2 separate regions of the Homo sapiens genome follow, and region 2 is linked to region 1. The links are chromatin loops, found by intact Hi-C in ENCODE. Cell type or tissue: PC-9. All regions are shown on one strand. Links, peaks and the distances in the headings refer to the core of each region. The heading gives the core; the rest is flanking DNA.

Region 1 (4,531 bases), core at 940-3,439:
CCCGGCTAATTTTTGTATTTTTAATAGAGATGGGGTTTCACCATATTGGCCAGGCTGGTCTCGAACTCCTGACCTCAGGTGATCCACCAGCCTTGGCCTCCCAAAGTGCAGGGATTACAGGTGTGAGCCACTGTGCCTGGCCTGGTTTATTCTTATATCCTTAGTAGTTAAAGATAGTCCTTGGCATATGGTATGCCTTCGGGAAAATTTGGCATAAATCATTCTCTTGGAGCCCTAATTTCTTTTCTCTTTTTTTTTTTGCACATTTATTCTGAGACGGGGTCTCGCTATGCTGCCCAGGCTGGTCTCAAACTCCTGGCCTCAAGCCATCCTCCTGCCTCAACCTCCTTGTAGCTGGGATTACAAGTGTGAGCCACCGCATCTGGTTCGGCTCCCTAATTTCTTTTCTTTTTTTTTTTTTTATTTGTGACAGAGCTTTACTCTTGTTGCCCAGACTGTAGTGCCAATGGCACGATCTCTGCTCACTGCAACCTCTGCCTCCTGGATTCAAGCGATTCTCCTCCCTCAAGCCCCCAAGTAGCTGGGATTACAGGCATGTGCCACCATGCCTGGCTAATTTTTGTATTTTTAGTAGAGACACGGTTTTGCCATGTTGGCCAGGCTGGTCTCAAACTCCTGACCTCAGGTGATCTGCCTGCCTCGGTCTTCTAGAGTGCTGGGATTACAGGCATGAACCACCACACCCGGCCTCCCTAATTTCTTTAAGCTGTAAAAATGTTGGGGTTGAACCAGATTATTGACTTGCTTATTGTCATCCCATCCCATAGATTGTGTGTTCCCTGAGGGGAGGGTCCTCGTCTTGTTTACTGCCGTGTCTCTGGTGCCTGGCCTAAATCCAGCGTGCAGGAATGCAAGGGAGGGAGGCGGGACACGCTTCGTGGGGCCCTGCCCTGCTCCATGCGGGGAAACTGCCTGGATCTCTCTTTAATATATTTGAGTTCTTTGTAAGCCATTATTTAACAAGCATTTTAGCCCCGATCAATGCTACCTGCCTTTTAATTTTAAAAGCATGTGCTTCAAGCGGGCCCATTAGATGACTGGTTTTCCTCCAGGTTTTTGCTAACATGATAAAGAGAAGAAGCGGCAGTTTGGGTTGATGGTCTTCAGAAGCTCGACTTGGTCTTTAGAAAACCTGGTGACCCACAGTTTGGCTTACAAAGTGCATGTTGTGTATGGGAGAACTTACTGTTTTTTTGAGATCTTGGTTGTGCCCGTCCCTGAGACAACCCAATGAGGTTGGTGCTGTTATTGCCATTTCGTGGCCACGGCTCAGAGAGGTTAAGTGACTTGCTGGAAGTCTCCCAGCAGGTGAGTGTGGAGTGTAGGGTGGGACTCAGGTCTGTGCAGTGTCTACATGGAGGACTTGTGAGGAAGCTGGAAGCCTATGTCACCCCTGTGGGGTCCAGCTCACCTGCTGGGGTCCCCCACCCCGTGTGGTGGGGATCGGGTGTGGCCCTTCCACTCTTGGCACTGGCCAGTCAGCCTGGCCTCTCCTCACCCTAAGCAGTGACTGCATCTGCTGGTGTGTCCCAGGCCCGCTACGTCCAGGCCAAGCTGAGTGTGCACGACCGCTCCCTCAAAGTGGCCACGGTGATCGAGAGCCTGGAGATGGAGATGGAACTGCTGTGCCTGACGGGCGTGGAGGACCAGCTGCAGGCAGATGTGCGGCCCACGCTGGAGACCCTGAGGAATGCTGGCATCAAGGTAGGGCGGGCTGCCCGCAGGGAAGGGCACTCCAGGGCAATGCCAGTTATCCCTCAGCAGTGCAGGGAGATCACAGGGGGAAAGGGTGGGAGGAGCAGCAGAGGACACCAGGAGTGCCTTATCTGCAATGGGCCACAGGCACTGTTTCTGCCCCTCCAACTGTGATTTTTTTTTTTTTTTTTTTTTTGAGACGGGGTCTCGCTGTGTCGCCCAGGCTGGAGTGCAGTGGCATGATCTTGGTTAACTGCAACCTCTGCTTCCTGGATTCAAGCAATTCTTGTGCCTCATCCTCCCTAGTAGCTGGGATTACAGGCACGTACCACCACGCCTGGCTAATTTTTATATTTTTGTAGATAGAGGGTTTCACCATGTTGGCCAGGCTGGTTTTGAACTCCTGACCTCAGGTGATCTGTCTGTCTCAGTCTCCGAAGTGCTAGGATTACAGGTGTGAGCCACTGTGCCTGGCCCTCCAGCCCTGATTTTGGAAGACATCTTGTGTAGCGTTTGCCTTTACTGTACCGATGACTCCCCTGACTCCACTGGGCTCCCTGGTGCTCAAGGCCGAGCAGTGTCCAGCGTGCATGGCTGCTGATTAAATTCTAGTTGAGTGATCAGCACGCCGGTCTGTCTGCCGTGTGGCCAAGTGAGTGAGTGACCACCCAGCAGAGTGACCGTCAGCGCCATCACACTGTCGTATTAGCATTTTGCACTCTACCAGTGGCGACCCAAAAAAAAATACTAGGAGTTGAATCTGGAGGGGCCAGCAGAGGGCGCGTGAGGACCTGGTCCTCAGTGGACCAAGGGAGGTGTGAACAACCAAACTCATTGGCCTGGAGCTCCTGGAAACGTGTGCCTGCCACCGGCCTCCACTCAAAAGTGGCTCTCTGCTGCATCCTGGGGCCTGTCCTTTCAGCAGGGCCATGGCAGGAGGACAGGTTAGATGCCAGGCAACATTCAGGCCCACTGGGGACTCCCACCCCTGCGTGCCTGTTTCCTTGTAAACCCAATTCTGTCGCTTGCATTTGGCTCACAGGCCTGGTTCGTCATAAGGAAATCACCAACGGGACCTTGCTTCCGGAAGTCTGGCCGCTGGAGGCCCATTTCTGCTTCATCGTGGGGTCTGCAGTGGGGCCCTGGCCATTCCTAAGACTTCTGGAGTTTCCATTTTCTGCTTCCATCTTTGTCCTGGGGTTTTTCTCCTTCTCAAAACTATGTTAGCCCAAGACGAGATATTTTATTCACAGAGTGTGCATGTGACTTACCATTCTAGTTTCCTGTTAGATGACAGGAGGAGGGGAGTGCCTGGGATGGGGCAGGTTAGTTGGTAATTAAAGTCTAAGATACGATCTTGCACAGGAAATTTTCTTTTCTTTTCTTTCTTTCTTTCTTTTTTTTTTTTTTTTTGAGACAGAGTTTCACTCTGTCGCCCAGGCTGGAGTGCAGTGGTGCGATCTCGGTTCACTGCAACCTCCACTTCCTGGGTTCAAGAGATTCTCCTGCCTCAGCCTCCCAAGTAGCTGGGATTATAGGTATGTGCCACCATACCTGGATAATTTTGTATATTTAGATATTTAGTAGAGATGGGTTTTCTCCATGTTGGTCAGGCTGGTCTCGAACTCCTGACCTCAAGTGGTCCACCTGCCTCGGCCTCCCAAAGTGTTGGGATTATAGGCGTAAGCCACCGCGCCTGGCTGCACAGGATATTTTCTAAATCAGCCCCTTGTATGGATGTAGAAACTGAGGCTAAGTGAGGCGTCTCCATTCCCCAGGTTCTCACATTGGGAAGCAGCAGAGCCGGGACTGGAGCTGGGGTCTTGGACCCTTCCTGTAGTACCTTGCCTTCATCACAGCATGGGACATTAGCCATGTCGTGCACCTGATCGTTCTTTTCATGCTTTTCTGGAACTTGAACTTCCCAATTCCTTCCCCAGTGTTTGTTCTCTTACCTCAAACCCTGAGAACTATGACTAAACGAAGCTCACCAAAAAGAATATTATTTTTAGGACAGGCGGGATATTGAGGGAAAACAGACCCAGCTAGGGGAGAGGGCCCGGGAGGCTCAGCCCTGAGAGGTGCCCGGTGCCTTCCTTCTGCCCGTCTCACTGCCTGGGTTTCCATCCTACCTCTCCCTTTACTTCTTCTGTGACCCTTGGCAAATGACTGAAGCTCTTAGCGCTTCCATTTCCAGCCTCCAGAAGCTGTCATGAAGGTAACAGAGAGCTCAGCGTGGGTGCTGGGCACGTAGTGGACACTCAGGAGACAATTGTCATGATCTTCTTTCCTATACTTTCCCTCCTATCCAGATTTTCTTTGACCGATAGCCCCAAGACTGCTCCCAGCTGGGAGCAAAGAGAACAAAAGGGTTAATGAGGTAAAATCACAGAGCAGGAAGCACATTCCATGAGGACTCTAAAGACCCGGATTCTGGGCCTGGTTAGGACAAGAGGTAGCTGTGTGGTTTGGGGCAAGTCATCTACCCTCTCTGAGCCCACAGCAGAGAAATGCAGTGTGAGCTAATGCACGATACGGAAGAACCTGACTCATTTACGGTCAGCGTTTTATAAGCTGAGTTAAACCCCAGAAGGGTCTGTCTTGCTCATCCAACTACATAGAAAGTCCACAGCGTCAAAAATGAGTGTTTCCTGTAGGACAGGGAAGTGCCCCCTCACCTGTACAGCCTTTCCCTTCTTTTAGGATATTTATCACTTTAAGAAAAATCCTCAGAAGGGGAATTATGCGGTCCAAGGACCGAGCTTCATAGTACCTCCTGTAGTGTGTGGCCAAATGGCCCTTTCTAGAAGCATCT
Region 2 (4,531 bases), core at 971-3,470, 310 kb after region 1:
CAGATGTGAGTGCAGCCCGGCCAATACATTCACATCAGCCTGGTGAGACCCTGCACAGAGAACCCAGCCAAGCCCACCTGGGAATGGGGACAGCCTGTGGGGCTGTACACATGATAATGTTAAATGAACCTGAAGGGTAAGCTATGGCTCCAGCGCGGGCCAAACTCACATTTGCAAAATTAGTAATCAAATGGGTGAGGACGCCAAGGCTGGAGCGTGCCCACATATGCCCCTGTTAGGGTCCTGGATTGCCCTTGAACACCAGCTCCTGAGCTCTTGGTGACCAATTCAGGCTGAAAGAGCCATCTCTTGCCCCCAGGCTCCCACATATGGCAGGCCACTCATAAGAGTGGATTGGGCAGGTGTTCTCTGCAGACAGAGCTCCGGAGAAGCTGCCCTTTAGAAGATACTTCTAATCCCTGATGGGCCGTTTGCATGTCCTGGATGGGATGTCAGCTCCTCCAAGAGGTTTCTCTCCCCTAGGTCCCCTCTAAAGGGCCTCCACCTTGGCGCTATTGACATTTTGGACCAGATAATTTTTTGCTAGAGGGCCTGTCCGGTGCATTGTAGATTGTTCAGCTGCATCCCTGGGCTCTACCCACTAGATGCCAGTAGCATCTCCTGAATTCTAACCATCAAACATATCTCCAGAGTTTGCCAAATGACTGCTGGGGGAAAAAAATTACCCCTGGTTGAGAACCAGTACTCCAGCACTTGCTTGTAGGCCCTGTCACTTTTCCTCCTGACAAGCTCAGAGAACGAACCTCCACCCTCATGCTGATGAATCATCGTATTTCAATCAATGCATCGCATCCATCAAAACCAGCAGGATGCTGTTTGCATACGTGTGTGTATGTGTGAGTGTGTGTTCCACTATTCCAGCCCATGTCAATTCCATCAGCAGGAAGGAAGTGCTGGGGGAAGGAACATGCTTCCTGGTCAGGCCATCCTGCAAATCCCTGATGCTGCTGACTTAGCAGAAGCTTCCCACACACTGGCTTCTCCAACACCATCACATACGGTTGTTCTCAGGCCTCTGCTCCTTGCAAAGGGCTAGAGCTCCCTTTCCTGGAGGGCCTGTGAACAGCCATCATTGAGCCATGAGGCTGGCATTATCCTCCCCATTAGAAAGATGAAGAAACTGAGGCTCGGAAAGGTAACGTGAAGAGCTTAAGACAGCAGATCTATCTTATTCTGAAGCCTGTTTTTACTATAGATTTCCCATCATAAAGCAACTGTCTAGATATGCGGCCAGGTCACTGTGAACAATAAACCTTTAGTGGTCTCACTTTGCAGCCAGGCCACTGCCGAGCATTTGTAGATTCATTGGATTTCATTATTGAGTATTTTAAGCCTACAATAAAGAGCAGAGGATAATGCAGGGTGAGTATCCTTTATCCAACATGATTGGGACCAGAAGTGTTTCAGATTTCAGAGTTTTTCAGATTTGGGGATACTTGTATTACACTGAGCAGCTGAGCATCCCAAATCTGAACACTTGAAATGTTCACTGTAGCACTTCCTTCGAGTACAGCATCAACACTCACACCATTTTGAGTTTTGGAGCATTTTGCGTTTCAGATTTCAGATTCGGGATGCTCAACCTGTGTACCAGAAAGGCTGACATCTACTACCCAGCTTGGTTCAAATTTGTTTTATGACTGAAGTTATTTAATACATGTCATAGAGACAGGAGACAGCCAAGGGTCCCCCCACAAAACTCCGCCTTCAAGCCTAAAATGGCCTGAAGGCTGAAAAACCCGGACTGCAGGTCCTGGAGAATCTCTGACCTGCCTGAGCACTGGGAGGATGGGGTGGAGTCTCAAGAAGTTTGTGCCGTTTGCAAGGGAAAGGAACCTGGCCTCTCCTGTTCCTGGATAGTAAACTGGGATTCAAACTATGAGGTGGGAAGCCTTCTAGCAGGACTCTCTCCTGCTTTACTGAGATTTATTTTTCCTTTTCGCCTAATAAATTCCATTTCCCCTCACCCTTCAAAGTGTCTGCAGGCCTAATCTTTCCTGGTCATGTGACAAGAACCCTTTTTTTTTTTTCCCCCTACAACACATGTATTAGGGCATTCTTGCATTGCTCTACAGAAATACCTGAGACTAGGTAATTTATAAGAAGAGAGAGAGGGAGAGGAGGTGCCACACACTTTTAAATGACCAGATCACGCATGTAAAGCAAAAATAAAATTCTAAGCCGCACAACCTGCTGATAAACCCTCCCCTTGGCCAAGAGCATTCTAAAATTAACTGGAAAGACGAGTTCGGGTTATCATGGGAAGTGAAAGTCAGACATGCCTCCTTATACCCTCCTCCCCCTCCCTTTGGAATTCAAGCACAGTTGACCAACATTAACATTAAAACAGAGATCTTAAGACAGATAGAACAGACTTGAAGTCTGATAAACATTTACAATCTATTCTCTGTGAAGCCTGCTTTGGGAGGCTTCATCTGCATGATAAAACCTGGGTCTCTACAACCTATTATCTTAACCATTCCGTCTGTGATTCCAGGTCTTTAAATAATAACTCTTTAAGCCAATTGCCAGTCAGAAAGTCTTCGACTCCGCCTATGACCTGGAACCCCGCCTCCTCCAGTTATCCAATTGTCCCGCCTTGCCAGACGAAACCAACATGTATCTTACATGCATTGATTGACATGTCTCCCAAAAATGTATAAAATCATTTTGTATCCTGACTACCTCGGGCACATATTCTCAGGATTTCCTGGGGCTGTGTCATAGGGCCACTGGTCCTTCATACTTGGCTCAGGATAAACTCTTCGGATATTTCGCAGAGTTTGACACTCTTCATTGACACTCACTATTGCAAAGACAGCACCAAGCTATTAGGAATCCACCTCCATGACCCAAATACTTCCCACCAGGCCCCACCTCCAGCATTAGGGATTACAATTTGACATGAGATTGGAGCAGGGACAAATATCCAAATTATATCAATAGATTTGTATTGAAAAGTCAGGCCACATGCAGTGGCTCATGCCTGTAACCCCAAAACTTTGGGAGACTGAGGCAAGATGATTGCTTGAGGCCAGAAGTTCAACACCAGCCTGGGCAACATAGTGAAAGCCTGTATCTACAGACAGTTTTTTTTTTTTAATAGCCAGGCATGGTGATGTGGGCCTGTAGTTCCAGCTACTCAGGAGGCTGAGGAGGGAGGATCACCTGAGCCCAGGAGTTGGAGGCTGCTGTGAGCTATGAGCATACCACTGCACTCCAGCCTGGGTGACAGAGCAAGAATCTGTCTCAAAAAAAGAAAAAAGAAAAATTACACATGTGCAGAGAACTATACGTATCATAAATGATTGGCTCAATGAATTTTCCCAAATTGGAACCAGCCTCCAGATTAAGAAATCATCTGTTACCCTAGGGAGCCCCTCATGTGCCCATGGTTGATTTTTTTAGGAAACAAAGCATGGCAGATAAAATTGGTCCCTGTGAATAACCTGCCCACTCCATTCTTCTCTCTCTCATCCCAGAGGTTTCATAATCCTAAATACAATGCTTGTTATTCCCATATTTGCCTTTACATTTATAGAACATATGCACATATATCCCTGTGCAACAGACACTTTTGCTTTCATGCTTAAAACTTTATATAAGTAAGATACTATGCTTTTCTCATTCTAAAATGATGTTCTGAGGTTTGTCCATTGTCGTGGGTTGCGACTCTCTGGGGTTGGTGTCATATAGGTGGTGAAAAGAATGTACCAAGATAGCTGTAGGTAAAGAAAGGCAGATTTACTCGAGAAAGCGCTGCAAGGAAGCAATGGGCAGGTCAGCAAGAGGGGAGCTGACTGCAAAGGGACAAAGCTTGCTGGAGATTTTATACGCTGGTTCTTGGGCTGGAGAGGGCTACGTGCTGTACTGATAACACCAAGGTTGCAGGGAGCTAACTTGCATTTTTCTATCAGCCAAGAGTCTGGTAATAGCTGGGCACAGGAAGACTGTGAGTTATATTGTGCAAGAGGTCCATGGTCCTGCATTGTGTCCTGGAAAGGCAGACTTACAGCTTATCTGCTTTCTCTTTTTGCTTTCCCTTTGTCCCACCAGCCTGACTCCTCCTCCCTAATGAGAACTCCACATCCATGTACATCAATGAAGCTGTAGTTGTTTTTGCTGCAAATATGTCACAAGGCATTTCTCCACTCTCCCATTGATGGACACTTTAATGGTTCCTAATATTTCTCTGTTACACACAGATGCTGTTATGAGTCTCCTTGAGTATGGCTCCAGCATGCTGGAATGGGAGATTGTCTGGAGTAAAGATACGTAGGGGTGGAACTGGTGTATCATATGATGTGGGTATGTACAGTTTTGCTCTCCACAGGGGTTGTATCAGACTCATAGGAATTTTAAACTGGGGACAGTATCAATGACTACTGTACAAAAGCCACAAACCATAAGCCCATGGAGCTAAAAAAGCTTGAATAATATTTGAATCACCAATGCTAACATTTACAAATAGGAAGAATTCATACAAAATCCATATTTGTAGCTTTTTGTG

What was found. A loop is a pair of places that touch in the nucleus more often than their neighbours do. Peaks named below come from ENCODE experiments on the same cell type or tissue, not always from the same donor. Only the 100,000 strongest peaks of a DNase experiment are listed, where the experiment ranks them.
Region 2: a loop joins it to region 1, with 14 times the contacts of the local background. A loop is called at or near these places in 1 of 110 quality-filtered maps.

What each region holds. Positions count from the first base shown.
Region 1 is chr20:51,622,386-51,626,916 of GRCh38, reverse strand. ATP9A (ATPase phospholipid transporting 9A (putative)) reads left to right here. Exons shown (of 28, transcript NM_006045.3): 18 at 1,555-1,725. Among named protein-coding and RNA genes, the nearest start is that of NFATC2, 82 kb to the right of the region's middle. RefSeq lists an enhancer at 2,115-2,647. In PC-9, for the core only: CTCF peaks have their summits at 2,259 and 2,465 (motif pointing right); a DNase peak (open chromatin) is centred at 2,486.
Region 2 is chr20:51,309,869-51,314,399 of GRCh38, reverse strand. No RefSeq gene overlaps it. Among named protein-coding and RNA genes, the nearest start is that of MIR3194, 140 kb to the left of the region's middle. RefSeq lists enhancers at 1,498-2,486, 2,487-3,476. In PC-9, for the core only: no CTCF peak of the experiment used is centred there; a DNase peak (open chromatin) is centred at 2,319; H3K4me3 peaks cover 607 bases; H3K27ac peaks cover 690 bases.